Regions from separate parts of the Homo sapiens genome. Here region 1 is linked to region 2. Evidence: read pairs that join two places in POLR2A ChIA-PET (ENCODE). Cell type or tissue: OCI-LY7. All regions are shown on one strand. Each heading gives the region's core, and the rest is flanking DNA. Links, peaks and the distances in the headings are about the cores only. Region 1 overlaps SLC38A11 (solute carrier family 38 member 11). Region 2 overlaps COBLL1 (cordon-bleu WH2 repeat protein like 1).

The links. ChIA-PET counts read pairs that join two places held together with the same protein. Peaks named below come from ENCODE experiments on the same cell type or tissue, not always from the same donor. Only the 100,000 strongest peaks of a DNase experiment are listed, where the experiment ranks them.
Region 1: POLR2A ChIA-PET joins it to region 2 with 6 read pairs; 2 of 35 experiments call an interaction of 5 or more read pairs at or near these places.

The regions. Positions count from the first base shown.
Region 1 is chr2:164,916,185-164,927,205 of GRCh38, reverse strand. All of the region lies in intron 7 of SLC38A11 (solute carrier family 38 member 11), which reads left to right. Among named protein-coding and RNA genes, the nearest start is that of SLC38A11, 34 kb to the left of the region's middle. In OCI-LY7, for the core only: no CTCF peak of the experiment used is centred there; no DNase peak of the experiment used is centred there.
Region 2 is chr2:164,748,374-164,759,394 of GRCh38, reverse strand. The region is part of intron 2 of COBLL1 (cordon-bleu WH2 repeat protein like 1); the gene reads left to right. Among named protein-coding and RNA genes, the nearest start is that of SNORA70F, 66 kb to the right of the region's middle. In OCI-LY7, for the core only: no CTCF peak of the experiment used is centred there; DNase peaks (open chromatin) are centred at 4,484 and 5,024; H3K4me3 peaks cover 1,437 bases; H3K27ac peaks cover 1,646 bases.

The DNA of each region.
Region 1 (11,021 bases), core at 4,707-7,206, 170 kb before region 2:
ACACCTTGAACTCTGCTTCCTCTGGAGGGGACAAATCCTGCATCTTCACGAGGAGGAAGGGATGGAAGAACAAAAAGACGCTGAACTCACTTCCTCAAGCACTTTTATAAGGGTGCTAATCTCATCTATAAGGGCTCTGCCCTAATGGCCTAATTACCTCCTAAAGGCCCCACCTCTTTTTTTAATTATTATTATTATAATTTAAGTTCTAGGGTACATGTGCACAACGTGCAGGTTTGTTACATATGTATACATGTGCCATGTTGGTGTGCTGCACCCATTAACTCGTCATTTACATTAGGTATATCTCCTAATGCTATCCCTCCCCCCTCCCCCCACCCCACAACAGGCCCTGGTGTGTGGTGTTCACCACCCTGTGTCCAAGTATTCTCATTGTTCAATTCCCACCTATGAGTGAGAACATGCGGTGTTTGATTTTCTGTCCTTGCGATAGTTTTCTCAGAATGATGGTTTCCAGCTTCATCCATGTCCCTACAAAGGACATGAACTCATCCTTTTTTATGGCTGCATAGTATTTCATGGTGTATATGTGCCTCATTTTCTTAATCCAGTCTATCATTGATGGACATTTGGGTTGGTTCCAAGTCTTTGCTATTGTGAATAGTGTTGCAGTAAACATACGTGTGCATGTGTCTTTATAGCAGCATGATTTATAAACCTTTGAGGCCCCACCTCTTAGTATTGTTTCACTGGGGATTAAGTTTCAACCTTAATTTTAGAGGGGATGCAAACATTTAAACCATAGCACCCACTGATCCTGACTTCCCTATCACCACAAGCTATACAGCTTCTGTATTTAGAAAGTAACTAGGGTTTTGGTGATTCTAAGCTGAAAGCTGTGCCAGTGTATAAAAGGAAATGAGCCTAGAGAGTTTGGCAGAGATGAAGATGAAGGAAAGCTTTACATGTGGTGGTGAGAAACTTGGATTTGTTCTTTAGTTGATAGGGCATTGAAAGTTCTTAAACAGGTGAGTAACTAGATCGAGTCTCAATTTTAATTGGACTTCTCTTCCAGTGGAGGCAAGGACAGATGGGAATATAAAGACCTGGAAGGAGGCTATCTATAGCAAACCAAGCATCCAGGCAAAAGGATTCCATTTTCCAGTGGAAATGATATAAGGATAAGACTGGTAATGAAGAGGAGGAGAAGCTCAAGTAATTTTAAGCTGGTAAAATCAGGAGAACTTAGTGACTGATTGAATGAAGGCACTAAGGGTACAGGAGTTACCTAGGGTGATACCAAAGTTTCCAGCTTGGAGAACTATATGGGTAGATGGCCCAGAACTCACTGCCAAAGGAATAAAATAGAAGAGTCTGCCAGCAAACTAACACTTATTAAATGTCTACTGGGTAAGTCACTCTTCTAGGTACTGGGGCTATTAAGACCAATATATCACACTCCTTTTCTGAAGACCTCTTACAGCTTATTAGAATGTGGAGTGGGGCAAAGATCACATAAGAGATAACCTCAGTGGACTATTTAATAGAATTATGAATACGCTGCTAGGGAGACATACAGAGGTCTACCTTCTTTTATGTTATTTACCAGGATAGGAAGGGAAGATGATCTGGAAAAAATATATAGTATATTTTAAATATATCCTCATTTTGTGGGATCCTTGTGGGAAGAGGAGTAGAAGTCACCCAATCTTTTGGAAATGCAAGTCTGGATTTCGGAGAGGGTGATGTGGAAAACTGTACAGGGACTGCATATAAAGTGAAGAGAAGCACAATCCAAGTAGAACCCTAGTGACAAAGAATTATCTGGACATCACATCTGAAGTTACATTTATTTTTAGTTTAAATTCACATGATATTTTAATTCTGTTTTGTGAAAAAGCACAACAAAGAACCAAAGCGACACCCATAATTCTCACAAGTTTTCATCATGTTAAAAAAGTGAAATCCTGCCCCCTCCCACCTATACTCTGCCCTTTTAATCCAAACCCACAGAGGTAAACACAGTTAACACCAATTTTAAAGCATTAACAGAGGAATTAGAGAACGCCCAGTAGGTGACAGAATAAGAATTAAAAGAGACTGGTGTCCCAAATGGCAAAAATGAAGTATTTGTGATGTTTATGGTGCCAAGCTGGGCTAGCTTTTTATATGATTCATATTTTAAAAATTTATATTTCAGGCCGGGCACAGTGGCTGACGCCTGTAATCCCAGCACTTTGGGAGGCTGAGGCGGGCAGATCACGAGGTCAGGAGATCGAGACCACAGTGAAACCCCGTCTCTACTAAAAATACAAAAAATTAGCTGGGCGCGGATACAAAAAATTAGCCGGGCATGGTGGCTGGTGCCTGTATTCCCAGCTACTCGGGAGGCTGAGGCAGGAGAATGGCGTGAACCCAGGAGGCAGAGCTTGCAGTGAGCCGAGATTGCGCCACTGCACTCCAGCCTGGGCGACAGAGCGAGACTCCATCTCAAAATAAATAAATAAATAATAAATAATAAATAAAATTTATATTTCAGCAAAAAATTACCATAAAGTTTTATGTAAATTTTAACTAGAAATCAGCTTTTTAATAAGTTTATTTTTGAAGAGTTTATTTTGGTTTAATGAATATTTGATCCATTGTCTTTTTTAATTAGAAATGATTTGCATCAAGCTTTTCTTACAGGATGTACAGGAACTAATTAGAATATATACTTTTAAAATAATTTCAACTTGTATTTTATATTCAGGGGATACAGGTGCAGGTTTGTTACATGGGTTTATTGGATGACACTGAGGTTTAGAGTACAAGTGATCCAGTCACCTGTACAAATGATCCCGTCATTACTATGGTAGTGAGCAGAGAACCCAATAGGTATTTTTTCAACCTTTGCCCCCTCCTTCTTTCCATTCTTTAGTAGTCTGTATTCCCAGTTCCAGTGTCTGTTGTTCCCATCTTTATATCCACATGTACCCAATGTTTAGCTCCTACTTATATGTGAGAACATATGGCATTTGCTTTTCTGTTCCTGTGTTAATTTGCTTAGGATAATGGCCTCCAAGCTGCATCCATGTAGCTGCAAAGGACATGATTTCATTCTTTTTTATGGCTGCATAGGATTTCATGGTGTATATGTACCATATTTTCTTTATGCAATCCACTGTTGATGGGCACCTAGGTTGATTTTACGTCTTGGCTATTGTGAGTACTGCTGCAGTGAACATACAAGTGCATGTGACTTTTTTGTAGAGTGATTTATTTTCCTCTGGGTGTGTACCCAGTAACGGGACTCCTTGGTTGAATGGTAGTTCTGTTTTAATTTATTTGAAATATCTCCAAACTGCTTTCCACAGTGGCTGCACTAATTCACATTCCCACCAATAGTGTATAAGTGTTCCCTTTTCTCCACAGCCCCACTAACATTTGTTTTTTTTTTTTATTTTTCAAGACAGGGTCTTGCTCTCTCATCCAGGCTGGAGTGCAGTGGTGCAATCATGGCTCACTGCAACTTTGACCTTCTAGGCTCAAGCAATCCTCCTACCTCAGCCTCCTAAGTAACTGGGACTACAGGTGTGCACCACCACGCGTGGCTAATTTTTTTTTTATTTTGTAGAGATGGGGTCCCAGTTACGTTGCCCAGGCTGGAAGCATCTGTTTTTTGTTTGTTGTTTGTTTTTACTTTTTAATTATCGCTATTTCTACTAGTGTGAGATGGTATCTCATTGTGGTTTTGATTTGCATTTCTCTGATAATTAGTAATGTTGAGCATTTCTTCATATGTTCATTGGCTATTTGTTTGTCTTCTTCTTTTGGGAAATGTCTGTTCATATCCTTTGCCCACCTTTTAATGGAGTTATTTGGTTTTTGCTTGTCAAATTAAGTTCCTTACAGATTCTGGATATTGGAACTTTGTCATATACAGAGTTTGTAAATATCTTCTCCCATTCTGTAGGTTGTCTGTTTATTCTGTTGATAGTTTCTTTTGCTGTGCTGAAGCTTTTTAGTTTAATTAGGTCCCACTTGTCAGTCTTTGTTTTTGTTGTGATTGCTTTTGAGGCCTTAGCCATAAATTCCTCGCCAAGGCCAATGTCGGGAAGGGTATTTCCTAGGTTTTCTCTAGGATTTTTATAGTTTGAGGTCTTACATTTAAATCTCTAATCCATCTCAAGTTAGTTTTTGTATATGGAAAAAGGTAGGGGTCTAGTTTCATTCTTCTGCATATGGTTAGCCAGTTATCTCAGCACCACTTATTGGCTAGGGAATCCTCTCCCCATTGCTTATTTTTGTCGACTTTGTCAAAGACCAGATGGTTGTAGGTGTGTGGCTTTATTTCTGGATTCTCTATTCTGTTCCATTGGTCTATGTGTCTGTTTGTGTACTAGTATGATGCTTCTTTGGTTACTGTAGCCTCATAATATAGTTTGAAGTCAGATAATGTGATGCCTCTGGCTTTGTTCTTTTTATTCAGGGTTGTTTTAGCTAATGGGGCTTTTCTCATTCCATACGAATTTCATAATAGTTTTTTTCTAAATTTAAAAAATGATGTTGGATAGGAATAGTGTTGAATCTGTAGATTGCTTTGGGTAGTATAGTTCTTTTAATGATATTGATTCTTCCAATCCGCAAGCGAAGACTGCTTTTCCCATTTGTGTGGGTGTGCGTTTTTAAATGAATCAGTTTTAATGTTCAGAGTGATTCCTAAGAAGGATTCTCCTGAGCAGCTTTATATATTAATGTAAACCAAGGTTTTGTCTATAGAACAGAATCAGAATACAAGTGAGCTGAGAGTGAGGAAGTGACAGAGCCTTCAGTGGATGCAGGAGCTGGGGGAAGAGGTCAGATCTGCTTGTCATTAATAGCTTGTGGTGTGACAGGCAACATGGAGCCTTTGTTTTGTGTCATCCAAAGCACTCAACTCCCGGATGTGTCTGACTAAAAACATGAGGCTCTTACAACAAAAATGCAGACTCTGCCGGAATTGTATATTTGAAAGTGCTTCTGTTTAGCTGAAAGAGTTTGGGCGGGTATCATAGAGAGGCATGATGTTTTTTGATTCTCCTGATCCAGAGGTTTAAGTTCTGAGGCTCCTTTTTATCAGTCTATAGAGACTGGAGCTCCCTTTGATGGGACTTGCTTTCTTCTACATTGCCTTATTGTTATTCACCTGTTATAAAGATAAGAGTTTGTCTTTCAAACCAGGATAAAATTTCAGAATGCAAGAATCCAAACTGAGACAATATTACAAAATGAATTTAACTCCCCAAAGCTCTCCATCTCCAACCACAACCCCCATAAACACAAACGATTTATTAAAAATATATAATGAAGCATTTGTTTAGATTTTCCAGGGTAAGGGAAGTAATTAATTGTAAAAGTGTTTGCTGTTCTAAGGCTACAAACTGCTATAAGCCAGTCCCTATTTTTGGTAGTACTAAAATATTTTGAAACACGAATCATTGCTGTTAAAATGATCTAAATTTTACAGTAACCATTATTTGCCTAGATCTTTTTAAAGCTTCCTAAGGTATTGTAAGGAATACTGCTTCTTTTCAATGTTACTTTTATGTGCATTTATTCAACGTGTTTATTTTTCTCAAAAGAATACATTCACAGGCCAGGTGAGGTGGATCACACTTGTAATCTCAGCACTGTGGGAGGCCAAAGCAGGAGGATCCCTTAGACCAGTGGTTCAAGACCAGCCTAGACAACATAGCAAGACCCCCACCTCTACAAAAAAAAAAAAAATTAAAAATATAGCCAAGTGTGGTGGCATGTACCTATAGTCCAGCTTACTTGGGAGGCAGAGGCTGGAGGACCTCTTGAGGCCAGGAGTTTGAGGCTGCAGTGAGCTATGATCACACCACTGCCTGGGGTTACAGTGAGACCCTGTCTCACAAATAAAATAAAGTAAAATAAAATAAAATTTATTAACTTGATTTTATGAAATCAAAGATTACAAATGGCTTTTAATGAAATAGAGTAGCCTCCTACCAAAACCTTTTTTATTTCAACCCTTTAAGCCTTATCTCTTGGCATTCACATCTCTATTTCTAAGTAATATGAGTCTAAGTGCCTTTTTTGGTGTCTCACTGTTATCTTCTCTTACAGTAGATGAAGATTTAGCTCTCTCAAGCTATCTTTCCTCTTCTTAAATACATGGAGAATACCACAACTTTTAAAATTAAGTTTATGTTTCTCTTCTTGTACACTTTTCCTTTTTTTTTTCTCTACAATTACCACTTGATTTCAGTTTTGTGTTTATCTGGATGTCCAGTTTAGCTTTTGAATTTGATCATTTTTGTTACTTCTTTTCCAGATGCTCAAACATATAATCTATAATTTTATTATTTTTCCTGAACACATCCATCCCAGAGCCTTCAGCTCTGCCCTCCATTCTAGACAGATTGCTTTCTCACTTTGCTCCCCCATGATCATCCTAGGACTTCCTTTTACCTCCTTTTTGTGTTGTATACCCTCTATCCATGATCCCAGATCTTCCGTTTTCTTTCCTTTCTCCTTTTGTTGGAGCATTCTCGGTAGCTTTCTGGTATCTCTGAGTCCTGCACACACAGGGGTTTTGTAAAGTGAATCACCTCTTTCTCATCATGAGCTCCCTCTACATGGTTGCAACATCTTCTACTCTCAATAGTCATCACAGAAGTATCCAGTTTCGTTTTCATAGAGTGTCTTCTCCTCGGATATCTCTTCTCCCACTATCCTCTCCCTCATGAATTTATTCCTCTTTTAAATTTCTTTAGTAGCATTTTAGTGGGGTCTTAGAAAAAAGAAAAGATAAACTTATGTGGCCCATCTACACATGTTTAATTGGGTGTCCAAGTTTAACTTTTGATTATTAATTTGCATGGGGGTTTAAGTTAAAATTCAAACATTTTATTTAAAATATATTTTCTGCCTTAGGAAAGTTATTTCTTTCTTCCTTCCTTTCTTTTTTTTTTTTTTTTTAACGGAGTCTTGCTCTGTCACCCAGGCTGGAGTGGAGTGCAGTGGGGCACAATCTCTGCTCACTGCAACCTCCACCCCCCAGGTTCAAGTGATTCTCCTGCCTCAGTCTCTTGAGTAGCTGGGATTACAGGCCCACGCCACCACACCCGGCTAATTTTTGTATTTTTAGTACAGACGGGGTTTCACCATGTTGGTCAGGCTGATCTCGAACTCCTGACCTTGTGACCCACCTCCCTCAGTCTCTCAAAGTGCTGGGATTACGGACGTGAGCACCACGCCTGGTCTATGGAAGTTATTTCATTTGGGCAGGGGGCGTACACTAGGCTGTAAATAGAATACCTTGCAAGGTTATATCTTGGAACATACACCCTATAGATAAGGGGGGAGTACTGTGTATATACTGTATACTATTTCTTGATCATGGCCCTCTGTATTCACAGCTTCTGCATGTGCAGACACAACCAACTGTGGACAGAAATATTGGAAAAAAATTAAAAATAACAATATGACAATAATGATACAAATTTTAAAATACAGTATGACTACTATTTATATAGAATTTACATTGTATTAGATATTGTAAGCAATCTAGAGATAATTTAAATTATATAAAAGTATGTGCTTAAGTTATATGCAAGTATTAAACCATTTTATATCAGGGACTTGAGCATCCATGGCTTTTGATATCCAATGGAGGGTCCTGGAACCAATCCCTCCCACATACCAAGGGACAACTGTGTATGCATGACCAATGTCATCTTCCAGCTTTTAGCTTACCTTTGTATTTTTAAATGTGTATATAAATAATTTTATCATATGGATGTTTTATATTTACCTTCCATTGATTTTATTGTTTATCTTTATTATAACTTTAATATTATGGGGTTTTTTTGAGTTTTAAATTTCTTTTCCTCCTTCAATATTTTATTTATTTTATTTTATTCATTTTGAGGCAGGGTCGTACTCTATTGACCAAGCTAGAGTGCAATGGGGTGATCATGGCTCACTGCAGCCTCAACCTTCCAAGCTCAAGTGATTCTCCCATCACAGCTTCTCGAGTAGTTGGGTGTATAGGCACACACCATCATGCCTGGCTAATGTTTTTATTTTTTGTAGAGCCTGGATCTCCCTGTGTTGCCCAGGCCAGTCTTGAACTCAAAGCAATCCTTCTGCCTCGGCCTCCCAAAGTGCAGGGATTTCAGGCGTGAACCATCATGCCCAGCCTCAATATTGTATTTTATTCTTTGATTTCTTTTTTTCTGTATTTTATTATTTGAATTTAAAAATTAATTTGGGGTAAATTGATGTTTATATGATATTGAGTCTTCCCATTTGTGTGTATGGATATGGTATATTTCTCCATTTATTTGTGTCTTTCAATAAAAGTTTAACATGACGTTAAAATCATGCACATCTTTTAAAGTATTTAGTGTTTTTGTTGTCACTGCCACTTAAAAAAACATTTTAATTGGTCATTGTTTGTGTACATCAGCCCACTTGATGTTTTCTGTGTATTGAACTTGTATCCAGTAACCTTGCTGAATACTCTTATTTTCCATATGCATAAATTTTCCATATGTGTAATTATGTTGTGTACAAATAATTTACACAATCTTTTCAATGATTACACATCACTTATTTTATTGAATCAGCTAGGAATATCAATAATATATTCAGGATGCAGTGATATTGAACATCCTATCTGGTTTCATCCCTTAAGTAGAGTATTTCTAACTTTTCACTTTTAAATATGCCATTTGCTATAGGATTTGGTGGACATTCCTTATCCAGTAAAGGAAGTTCTATTTTATTATTAGTTTGCTCACCATGTTTTTCAAAATAAATACTGAGTTGTATGCTTTTCTATATATTTTGAAATGGTCATAAGCTTCTTTCCTTCATTAATCTGTTAATGTGGTAAATTACACCAATATCTATTAATATAACAGCTATTAATAAATATTGATTATATTAATATTTTGTTATTAAACTCCCCTTGCATTTATTGAAAAAATATTCGTAGTCATAATTCCTTATCTTATAAATTGCTTGATGGCATTTGATTTCATATTTCAGCATTTACAGTTTAAAGTCAAAAGGTCTATAACTTTATGTTTCCATCCAGGTTGAGTATCAAAGTTTCAGCAATCTCATAAAATATACCCGAGAACTTTCTTCTCTCTCTTTTTTTTTTTTCCTGTACAACTGATTGTATCTGGAACTCAATCCTAGGCTATTTTATAAATGATTGGAAAGCCATATTCAATATCTGTTTCCTTCTCTTTCCCTAGATTTAGACATATGCATTTTCCTATCTGTAACATCTTTTTTGGCACTTTCCATCTTATAAAATCATCATCATTATGATGAACAGAGAAAATCCAAAATTATCTCTAGGTATTGTTTCACACTCCGGGAATATACCCAAGGAACCATATGGACCCAGGGAAAAAATTTAAATGGAAGAGAAAAAATGAAAATGAAACTTCTACATTTTATTACTAATATAAGATTTAAAAAGTAGGACACCACCACAATCTGTACTAGGGTTGGGGAGTAAGGGTGAATATTTTCCAAGTGCAAAAACCATAAGAGGGAAAGCATACCATTTAAAGCATATTGCAAAGTTAGAGAATCCTCAAGTTTCTACAACTGTTAGTGCTGCCTGACTGAAATCATTTTCTAAGGATCATGTACAAAATATGTATTTTTTCCACATTAACATTGGAATTTAACAGGTATGCTGCTTTTAATGTCGACTGCTTTTAGAGTAGTGGAGGCAGCAGGTGGCAGTAGTTCCCACTCCCAAAACTGGGAATTGGAGCAAGTCTTATAACAATCTGTGGCCTCTCTTGCAGGCCTGCCTTTCTGTGAAGTTTCTTTGTGTCTGTAACTGCTCGTTTCATATATGGGAAAAAGGATGATATAATGCATAAATCCCACAAAGTGTGGACAACAAACAAGATTTTTTTGTATGTACCTTCTTTACATAGAGGATGAATAAACAAACTTATGAAATAGATGGGTCTTCATCTTTAGAATTTCTGTTTTTTATTGAAAATACCCAGCGCCTTTTCATGCTTCCTAGGAATATCCCTGTTCCATTCTTCATGCATTGTTTTGAGTCTTACTCAAGCCTTCCCTTCCCAGGGAAGTTGGCCATACTTTTAGACTTTTTGCTGCCTTTATTAATAATGCTGGATAATAACATTAATACTAATAACTGTTTATTGAACATGTGCTATGTGATAAACTCTCTTCCAGAAGTTTTACATATTTTATCTCATTTAATCTACACAGTCACTTAATGAGTTAGATACTACAATTATCCCCAGTTTATAAATGTTGAAATTGAAGCACAGAGAGGTCCTGTAACTTGCCTAAAATCACACAGCTAATAAGTGGAAGGAGGCCAGAAGAACAATTTAAGCTAACTGACCTTAGAGCCTCTGCTGTTCATCATTATTCATGATGTGTTAGCCAGGTAGACCTATCACTGCCAATATCAAATATTTTAATTCCACTAGGATGTAGCCTGTTTCAAGCTGTTTAAAGTGCATATATTTCCAAAATTCCCTTGAGAAATACATCTACAGTTGGGAATTTGAGGCCACTGTCAGATGGTTCTGCCTGGAAAAAACATGGGAGTGAATAAACCAGGAAGATAAATCTCAACTTCTTCACTAATTATTTGTGGAAGCTTGGCAAGTTATATCACCATCCAGAGCTTGATTTTCTTCATGTGTTAAATGGTGATAATAATACTTAAGTGTTATTTTGAAAATTAAATGAGATAACACAGTAGAGTTTCTAGAAGATAGTACATCCTCAATTAGTATTAGTTCATGTTTACCTCTCTCAATAAATTTTAGTGCTGACTAAATTTTTCTTGGGTAGGTTAAGCCTGAAAAAAATAAGAGCGGAATGAACAGCAGTAACTGGGCATTGTTAATTTTTGTATCTCCCTCAAAAGGTAGCTGAACTGGTAGGTGCATAATCAATGCTGTCTGTTAAATTGATGAGCAAATAAACAAATTCACAAAATTACATAGTCTGGATATTTTACATATGTAAAAATAGAATTTGTCCAAGTA
Region 2 (11,021 bases), core at 3,685-6,184:
TAATGTGCTACTTTTGATTTTAGTATTTCTAAACTCTGTTTGAGATACTATGTCCAAATAGTTCTTTTAGCTAGTATTTGTCAAAACCTGTAACTAGGAAAATTATTTTGGCAAATTTATTTCAGGGAGTTTTCTTTATCAGTATGTGGTGAATGATAGGTTTACCCCAACATGAATTTAAAATTTTAACAGAGTCTGATAACTCAACGATGTTTAATATTTACCCAAGTTCATATTTGAGAGTATGTTATTCACATTGTGACTTGAAAGCAACTTTTGGTTTTATTGTTTGGTTGGCTGATCTACCAGTGGGCTTGCTTGGCTGACATGCATTCCCACTCTTTAATATGTGTATGTGCATATATTTTAATAATTATAACTCTCACATTTAATGTTTTAAATGCTAGGTTTCTAACCTAGTGTGTGTTTGAAATTTAAAAAAAAAATCAACTAAAACTTTTTAACTTCCTTTGGTGGAGAACTTTTTTTTCTATATTTATTGCTTCAGAGAGCAAGTATAGTAAAATTTTAAAAAATCCACAGATAATTTTGTTTTTAATGAGTAACTTTTTCTTCAAATTTTTTGAATAATAATTTAACCTTTTTAAAGTAGAAATATATATTTGTAATAAGGCCTTTTATACTTAATTTCTATGTGCCAAAGAAAAAAGAGGTCAGAGTTTCACATAGTTCTCTCTTCTCATATTTTTGTTAATCATTAAAAAAAATTTAATTGTAGTGTCAGTCACATTTTTATGACCTTTTTTGGACTAATTTTTCTAAACCACAGTGATTCTCCCATATATGTTGCTTGCAAGGCAACAAACACAAGTGCAAAGGAAGCTTTCAGTAGATGATGTTGAGTCCAGCTGCTGCTGACACTTGTATGGGCAGAAAGTTGTGCAAGAATGACTGGAATCATAAGTGAGCATTGGGACATGGTTTTGTGGTTTGGGTTTGTTATTGAGAGAAGTTATTTGGTCATTTCTATAAATGTTTATGAATTATTTTAGGGTTCTATTCAAAAAAGGGTAGTATTTGTTAGGGGATTATATATATAAAACATTTGGCATAGTTTCTGCAACTAGATAAGCATTCAGTTAATGTAGAGTTTTTTCCTAGAGTGCATTTAGGACATCTTTGCCATTGTTTAGTTGGACTTATTCCATTTTTAAGTTATTGGTATCTGAGGGCCTCATATGGTATTTCTTTAATCTGCTCACAATTTCTTTATATAGCACTAAGTACACAGTGGGTGCCCAGTAAATGTTGTTGACTGTCTTGTGACTCATTGTAGATATTTCTTTTAAGTCTGTTTTCTCAAATCGCTCGTTTGTTTACATTAATTTTATATCTCCTCCTTTGATATAGCTATTTCTGCTGAAGGTTTTTCTCATATTTTTCCCCAAGATGTTTTTCTCATCTTGTTCCCTTTTCTTGTTAAGAAAGTTTGACTTTCATAACTGTTCAAAAAGTAAACATCCCCTGTAAGATATTTAGGAAAACCCAGAGACAAACTGAAATTTCTTATTTATGGGACATATATAAGAAATTTAATATTTTATTATTATTATTATTATTTTTTGAGACAGAGTCTCACTGTCACCCAGGCTGGAGTGCAGTGGCATGATCTTGGCTCACTCTAGCCTTGACCTCCCAGGATCAGGTGATCCTACCACCTCAGGCTCCCAAGTAGCTGAAACTGTAGACATGAACCACCACGCCTGGTCTAATATTTAATTTTTACTTTGTAGTTATATTTTCCCATCCCATATCTTGGTCTGTGTTGGTGACTCCTTGAGAGAGAAACCCAGACAGAGAGAGGTGTGTGTGTATATATGTAAAATTCTATTCACTTCTATTTGTGCATTTTCTTATGTAAATTGTATCTCAGTAAAAAATATAAAGTAAAAGATCATTTTTGTTTCTTTCATGAGGAATTTTCCTCTTTGATAAAAGGAAACAAAAATGTAACAGGGATTTAAATTTGAAACACTTATTATTAAACTTATGGACTACTTTTAAGATATGTTTTATTCACTGATCCTGAGTGAATAAATGTGATTGAACATTTATTTTTTGAACATTTATTTACATAAACATTTATTGAACATTTATTTACATAAATGTGATTGAACTAGGTAGAAGCCTTTATGTGTGTATTAGAGTTTATAAAGTTCCAATGAAGGTATATCATTAAGTCTAACTGAATACTTAATAGTGTGCTAGGCATTATATGAGACCGGTGGTTCTCAAAATTGGCTGCACTTTAGAATCTCTTGGGGAGATTTTTAAAAATCCTCACAAACCAATTAAATCAGAATCTCTGAAAGTGACACCTAGGCCTCAGTATTTTCTTAAATGTAGGTGGGTCCATTGTGCAACCAAGTTTGAGAACCATTGTGCTAGACAATGAATATACCTTACCCATTTAACCCTCTCAGCAACCTTGAGAGGCAGGAAGTGTTATTCCAGTTTTGCAATTCAAGTTCCAGTGAGATCAAATGACCTAATAACTAATTTGTGCAGACCCAGACACAAACCACGATCTCTGACTCTGAATCTTGATTTTTATCAATAACTCTTGGTGATTAGTATGTAGATTTTTTTTCCTTTTTGCAAGTGTGTATCTTTTTTTATTACCCTGTGCCTTTCTGGAATGCATTAATGTTGTCACTGGAAGATTACACTGTATGTATTTAGTGAGCTAGATATTTTTGTTTTCTCCCTGCCGTATCGCCCACATGTCCCCACCAAAAACAGTGAAGGCCAAGTTATACAACGATTATCTAAAGCACTTATTTTAAATTTATAGATACTAGAATAAGTTTATTGACTTAGAGATGCTGCTTAGGAATAAACTATTACTCTATCAACTTTTATAAAAATATATTTTGCCATTTTTTAACTATTTTAGATATTATAAGCAAAACAAAAAATAGAAACCAGGGTTTTGGAATTGAAAATATTATTAGGATATTACTAAATGTTAAAGAAATTTCCCTGGAAATTACCTGAAGATGATGAGTAGAGGGGGAATGGAGAGAGAGAATTATGTTACTTAGCATCTCAGTAACTGGCTATCATAGTGAATATTAAACTTTTCCTCACCACAAGTATTTTTAGGAGTCATATGTTTTCTACTGGAGTACATATCTGCTTAGAATAGGAGAATAAGAGTTGCTTCAGGAAAAGTTACTTGGCAAGTGAATTTGGAATAGACCTCTAGTGAAAGCCAAAGGAAAATAAGTGCTCATGGTGCTCACTAGCACATTCCCTCACTCTTGCTCTCTCTCTCTCTCTCCCTCCCTCCCTCCCTCATTCTCTCTCTCTCTCTCATGCTGCCATATACACACTATACGCACGTATGTATACTCACACATTTGTATGTGTGTACTATATGTATAGAATGTATTTAGAGTAAGGTGAACAAAAGCTGGCCCTATGTCTATTAAAGGTCTGAAATGATAACTAAGCATGAGGCAGAACAACTTCTAAGATGTATTTGGGAACCACCCTTGCACAGCATAGTGATTTTTTATATATACATGAAAAGTATGGCAGGATGATAAATACTGTCCATTTGTTTACATGAATTTAAAAGGGCATTTAGAAGCAAGTGAACTATCTAATTTCATTTAAGAAATAACAGCTTTTGAGTTGCGAGCTAAATTAAATTTAAAGAATCCTGTCATTACCTACATGACCCTTTTATTACATGAGTTAGAACACAGAGCAGGTTATGTCTTTCTGGGTATATGACAACTAAATTACAATAAAGCTTCATCTACTCATGCTAACCTTATTCTCAAAGGTCTAATGATACAAAGAGGTTCTATTGTGTCCTGTGGCCCACTTTACATAATTGCTATGTTCCTTAAAAGTAGTAAAAGGGGAAGATTTGAGAGAGGTATAACAACAAAAAATCAACCTAATGAAACTATATTTAAGTAGATTCATTCTTTAAGAATTAATTGAACATACTATGCAGAAGGTAATGTACTAATCAAAAATGGCAAAATTATGTTAATGGTTTTTGACTCAAAAAATTTTTCTGGTGGATAAGGTGATGTACTTTGGAAACTATGCACAAGGTACCCTGGGGTATTTCACTCCTGCATTGTGCTAGTCACTTGGCTACGTCTTTACTCTTTCTGCCATACTCTACATGCTAGAGGGAAACCTGTGTCTTTAAAAACAACATTTAAAAAAATTTTCATATATTTATTGCAGACAGGGTCTTGCTTTGTCACCTAGGCTGGAGTGCAGTGGCACAATCGTGGCTCACTGCAGCCTTGACATCCCAGGCTTAAGTGATCCTCCCGGCTCAGCCTACCGAGTAGCTGAGACTAGAGGTGCATATCAGCATGCCAGGCTATTTTTTAAATTTGTTTGGTAGAGATGAAGTATTATTATGTCATCCAGGCTCTTGGCTTCAAGTGATCCTCCTGCCATGGGCTCCGAAAATGCTGAGATTACAGGTGTGGGCCACTGCACCCAGCCGGAAACCTGTGTCTTGTCTTTGGATTTGCTCTACTTCATTGTCACACAGAGATGGGTGTGATAGATCATCATAGCTAATTATTGAACAAAAGGATTTACATGTTTCCTTTAAATATAGACAAGGTCCTAAAAGAATTTAAAATAGACTTCTGTGTAAAACAAGAAAGGTTCTTGGATTGCAAAGACGATGTGCTCTAAATGTAGGTGATGCCAGGAGCAGTGCTTTAGAACAGCGAGTACGTCAAATCACCTGAAACTGAAACTCAGGTACAGCGTGTATGTAGAACTGTCATTCTCTAGTTTGCTGGTTGAGTGATGAGACTGCAGTCAAGGTGTAGGCTGGGGCTCAAGTCTTTACTGGGGAGAGATTTGCTTCCAAGCTCACTCTTGTGACTATTGGCCTGAGATGTCAGTTGCCACATGGGACTCCCCATAGGGCAGCTGGATTCTCTCAGAGCAGGAGGGTACCTAAAATAACACCATGGTCTTTTCGTAACCTAATCTCAGAAATGACAGCCAATCACTGTTGCTGCATTCTATTTACTGGAAGTGAGTCACTAAGTCCAGCCCACGTACAAAGGGAGGAGACTGCACAAGGAAGCAGTCATTGGACATCATCTTAGAGAAGGCCCACCATGGTAAATGTATTTCCTTAAACTGAGTATATAAAAATATTATTTTAACATGTAGTCAGCATACAATAATTACCAATAGATATTTAATACCTTTTACTAAGTCTATGGAATATAGTGTGTATTTTACACTTATAGCACTTCTCAACTCAGATGTTATATTTTCATTGGAAATACCCGATCTGTATTTAGATGTCATGAAATTTATACTTGAAAAAATAGATTCTGGGCCAGCACGGTGGCTCACACCTGTAACTTCAGCACTTTAGGAGGCCGAGGCAAGTGGATCATTTGAGGATAGGAGTTCATGACCAGCCTGGCCAACGTGGTGCGACCCTGTCTCTACAAAAATTAGCTGGGCATGGTAATGAATGCCTATACTTCCAGCTACTCAGGAGGCTGAGGCACGAGAATTGCTTGAACCCAAGAGGCTGAGGTTGCAGTGAGCTGAGATCGTACCACTGCCTTCCAGCCTGGGTGACGGAGTGAGCCTCTGTCTTAAAAAAAAAAAAAAAAAAAATTCCCATACTCAACTTATCCCAAATATACTTAAACATTTTCCAGTAACTGAATCAAGTATCAGTTTTAAAATTCAAATTAAAACTAAATAAACTAAAACTGTAGTCCCTCAGTCACACTAATTATGCTTCAAGTGCTCAGTAGCTACATGGCCGCCATATTGGACAGCAGAGTCCTAGAAGTTTTGCTGCAAAAGAAAGGCGGGTAATGACAAGGTACTTGAAAGAGTACTTGGAAGAAGCAGGCAAGTCGTATTTAAGATAATAGAAATCTCTGCATTTTTTTTTTTTGTTTGTGCACCTTGGAGAGAGAGATTTAAGGTGGCAGAAACATGGGATGTAATTGATGGGACTATGGATTATTGGTCAGACTTAAGTGGAGGTGCTATGGGGGCAGAAAGCCTGAAGTGATGAATGGCTTGTGGTAGGGACTTGGTATTCCAGGTGTTGAAATGTAAAATAATTGAGTGTGGGAGACTGAAACAAGAGCTTTTCAAAATTTTCTTTTGGGTTTGCCATTCCCTTTATCATTTTTTCCTAGTGTGAATGCCAAGAGAGAGAAAAGCACTTGGAAATGGATCCCATTTTCCAGGCTTCTGTTTCCTGTGAGCCTCAGAGGAGACCCTTTCCTGACCAGGAGCAGAAGTGTTCTCAGCATAGGAAGAACTCCCTGGGAATGGGCGTCCTGTCCATGTGACTCTTTCAACCAAATGCTACTTGTAAATTAGTGCAGCCACTGTGCCCTGCCTTGACCCTAGTCCTAACTATCTTGTCTCCATTTCCAGTTTCTAAACAAAATTGTGCATAAATATTTTATGTCAGAGGTAAAGGGGCATGGGATCATCTTGTTCAATACCTGTATTTTGTAAATGAGAAAATGGAAGGCCAGAGAAATTAAGTGATTTACTTACGGTAACACAAGTGGCCATTTAGGATACTCCCAGGCCTTTTGATGTCCAGTATATTGTTTCTCCAACCTCACCTGGGGAAGTAGCTGTCTCAGTGGTAGGGCTGGGGTATGGGTACATCTGGTATCTGCCTTCCTGTTTAAATGTTGAGGCTTATGGCCCTTGCTAGGGTTATTGGGTAGTGGGGAGTGGATTTGGTGGGTTTTCATTTGTAGTTGTCCCATGCTCTCTGTGCTTTTGGGCAAATTTCTTAAACCTCTGTAAACCCCAACTAAATGGCAGTGGTAACTGCCTCATAAGATTAAACGTAGACAAAAAGCACCTGTACAGGACTTAGAAGATATTCAATAACCACATATTTTTTTCTCCTTCACTACCTGGCTTTTGCTCATTCACTTGTTGTTTTTGTTTATTTTGATGAATGTTTAAGATCTCAAAGAAATGATGTAATGTGGTAGTAAAGAGCACCAACTTCAGAATCAGACACCTTGGGTTTAAATTTCAGCTCCACCACTTACTGGCTAAGGAACCTTAGGCAAGTTCCTTAATCTGTCTGCATGTCACCCTCATCTGGAATGTGGAGGTGGCAGCACTTGCTTCATATAGTGTAGTAAGGACACGAGTTAGTGCAGGTAAAAAACATTTTCTAACACACAGTCAACACTCAAGGATTAGCTGCTGTTGATACTGGATAGAAACTACTTTTTCTTGTGTTCTGTTTGGCTTTTACTGTTGGGACATGACACTAGCATTCCATATGTGCTTCTTTGATGTGAATATGCCACTGCCTCTTTGCTTGGTACATTATACCAAGTATAACTGAAAGTTGAGTCCCATTCCTAAAAATGAAAAATTAGATTATTCTTTTCTGATATTAATCATAATTCTCATTGGTCAAAGGAAGCTACAGATTTGAGTCCTGTCCCACAGATTACATGGCTTCAGGCAAATTACCGAGCGTCTGGGCAAAATGAGGGAGTCTTCATACAATCTAAAATTTTGTCAGTCCCAATTTAATCCCTTCCCCAAATAGGAAAACCATTTAGAAACTTCCTGAGGATTGAGATCTTTTATCCATGTGCATGTCTTTGGGGCTTATTTAAACACTGGGAGTTATTTGGGTGGCCTTTGCTAGGGTTATTGGCGGGGGGATTTGGTGGGTTTTCATTTGTAATTGTCCCATGTTCTATGCGCTTTGGGGCAAATTTCTTAAACCTCTGTAAACCCCAGCTAAATGGCAGTGGCAATGGCCTCATAAGATTAAATGTAGACCAAAAGCACCTTTAAAGGACTTAGCAGTAGATATTCATGAATGACTTGAATGACTTCTTATACCTCTGGCTACAGAACAGGTTGACTCTCAGCAACCCACCAAGTTTTTGCTCTCCTATGAACTGATGAAACTAATATGACCTTCCCTCCCTTCCTTCCTCAACTAAATAAAAAAAAATGCTCATAGAGAACCCCATCTTGTGCCAGTTATAGTTCTAGGTGCCAGCAGAGAATGAGACAGGCCACGTCCCAGCCCTCCAGGAATTTTTATTCTGGGGTCAAATAAAAAACAAGGAAATAAGTAAATAAGCAGGATGATTTCAGATAGTGATAAATGTGATGGGGACCAAGCAGGGCTATGTGAAGAGTGGGCCACGATGGGTGGGGTGTGCCTTGGTACCTTTTTTGAGTGGTTAGAGAATACCTCTAAGAGGAGGAAATATTTTATCTGAATTCTGAATGACCTCAAGGAGCAGGCAATTTGAAGTTTTCTGGTTAAAAGCATTTTGGACCGAGGGCAAAGCTATGGAAGGCTCTTGGATGTGAAGAGACTGGGTCTATTTCAGGAAAGAATGCCAGTGTGAATTACATGGGGCATTGAAACTGGGAGTAACAAGAGGGGCGCTGAGGTTGTCTCATTGGTTCTCAGACTTTAGCATACATCAGAATCACTTGGAGAGTTGTCAAATGTGGATTGTAAGGCCCTGCCCTTAATGTTTCTGATTATGTCTGTCTCAGGGGTGCGGCAGCCAAGTACTATGGCTGCTGCTCTGAAACCATACTTTGAGAACCACCAGGCTAGCTCATTTGGGGCCTGCAAGCCAAGGAAAAGAATTTGGGTTCATCAATGCATTGGAAGGCCAGTGAAGGATTAGAGAGATGTGATCTGATTTATGTCTTCTTTCTTGTTTTTCTCCCCCACTGACCTAATGGCATACATATTTAAAAGTTCACTCTGACTACTACAGGGGAGAATAGATTTTAAGGGACAAGAGGAGAAACAGGAGAGACCAGTGAAAAGGCTTTTGAAGCAGTTTGGGCAAGAAAAGATGATGCCTTGATTACCAGGGTGGTAGCAGGGAGCTGGTGAAAAGTATAGAAGTTCAGGATATGTTTTAGAGTTTAGATCCCAGGGGAATTGTTAACAGATTGGAAATAGGAGATAAAGGACAGAGAGGAATTAAAGTATGCCTGCTGGAGTTTTTTTGCTTGAGTTAACTGGGTGGTTAGTGGAGCCATTTGTAGAGATGGGGAATAATATAGAGTAGGTTTGTGTGAGAATGAGGATTAGAGATGAAGAGGAGAATCAAGTTTTGGTTATAGAACATTTGAGATACCTATGGGACATCCAAATGGAGATAACCATGAGATTGTTGGGAATAAAAGTCAGAGCTCAATAAACAAGTCAGGTTGGAGATGTAAATTTGACGGCCACTGACATATAGTGATATTTGAAGCCATGGGCTTTTATGAAGTCTCTTGGAGGTGGAGGTTGTAGAAAGAAGAGAAAAAGGCAGAGAATGGACCCTGGGTTGCCCCAACATTTAGAAATCAGAGGAGGTGAGGATGGGGAGACTGAGGAGTGGCAGTGAAGAAGGAAGAAACAGTAGATTGTGTGCCCACATGAAGAAGCCAAGGGAAGACAATCCCTCACAGAGGACTTGAGTGGCTGTGAAATAGTGCTCAGTGTGACCAAGATGAGACAGACAGTTGTCTATGATTTGGACCCTCATAGGTTATTGGCAACCTTGAGAAAAAAAAAATGTAATATGAGAGTCATATAATGTTTTGGGTTTCTCCTTGTCGATTTTCATTATTGCATATCTTTTCAAGCCCTTTTGACATACTCACTATTTGAAATTAGGCTCATCAAGAAAAAAGGGCTTTATTGTTTTTAATTGTATTCTCTTGAGCACATAATACAATGTTATGCCCACTTCTGAACAAATCTTGTTTAAAAAATTCTTCTGTTGTTTCATTAAACCCAGACAGAGAAACTGAGAAATCGTGTTGAGAAATTGGTCTTCAATTTATAATTGAAATACATACTTTAGTGGCCATCAAAACACTGCCAGTTATTTTGAAGGACTGCCTCATCAACACTTACCACAATAAATCCTATCTATGTTTGATTGCCCTCTTTGTGCTGAGAGAGGGTTACTGTTAAATTTATTTTTGGTCTTTAGACTGCAATACTTAAAAACCCTATTGTTTTAAGACTGAGAATTCACTCATATTTTTGTATTTAATATTGAAGCCATATTTTTTGTATAGCACTTTTCTGAATGAATCTATAAGAATACTTTATAAATATGATAAATACAGCAAACTGATGAGAGCCCATTGGAGTTGAGTAGCTTATTAAGGATGTAAGTATATCTCATACAGCATTTTAAACCTTTGCTTTTTCAAATCAAGACTAGAATTATGTTTTGCTGAGCTCTTTTATTTCCTCTTTTTATCTATTTTAAGGATATTATATTGACAGTAATGGAGTAATGATTACAGTGGGCACATGATTTTGGAGTGCCCTGTAAATCAAAATGATAAAAAGACCAATCAGCAGTAATAGTAGGACACTAATTGAATTCGGTGTTAAAATGAGATTATGATATTATCAAAATATATTATTGAATAATGCAAATTTTGCCTTAATTCTCATTATTAAAATTGAGTATAATATTGAGATAATTTTAATAAAGCAATGATTTGCATAAGCAATAATTTACTGTAGCTTGTTATTTTTAAGCTTGAATAATGAATTTTTGCCCTGATGTGGGGGAGTTTTCTTATTATAAATATCTTTCCAGTATAACCTCCTCTCCACCTACCCTTATGTGAAATTTGCTGTTGTTTACTGTTAAGGGGAAAAGCCTCTAAAGAGTAGACTGATAGTCAAACAAGGCCACCGGTGAAGAAAAGCATATGTGAAAATCTATTTGATAAGAAAACTGGTTGAAACATTCCCGTTTAAAAGGGGTGAGGAGGCTTCAATGGCAGTTACTGTGATTTTTAAATATTTAAATATTTTAAAAACTTAGTATTCTTAAGTATAGTTGTTATTGAATGTTAATGTTACATTTTTCTCTTTAGTTTATATTATCAGAATTTCCTATATTTAGATGATAACACACATTTGATTATTTTCACTGTACTTTTAACTTTGGGTGACAATTTTGTTATTACTT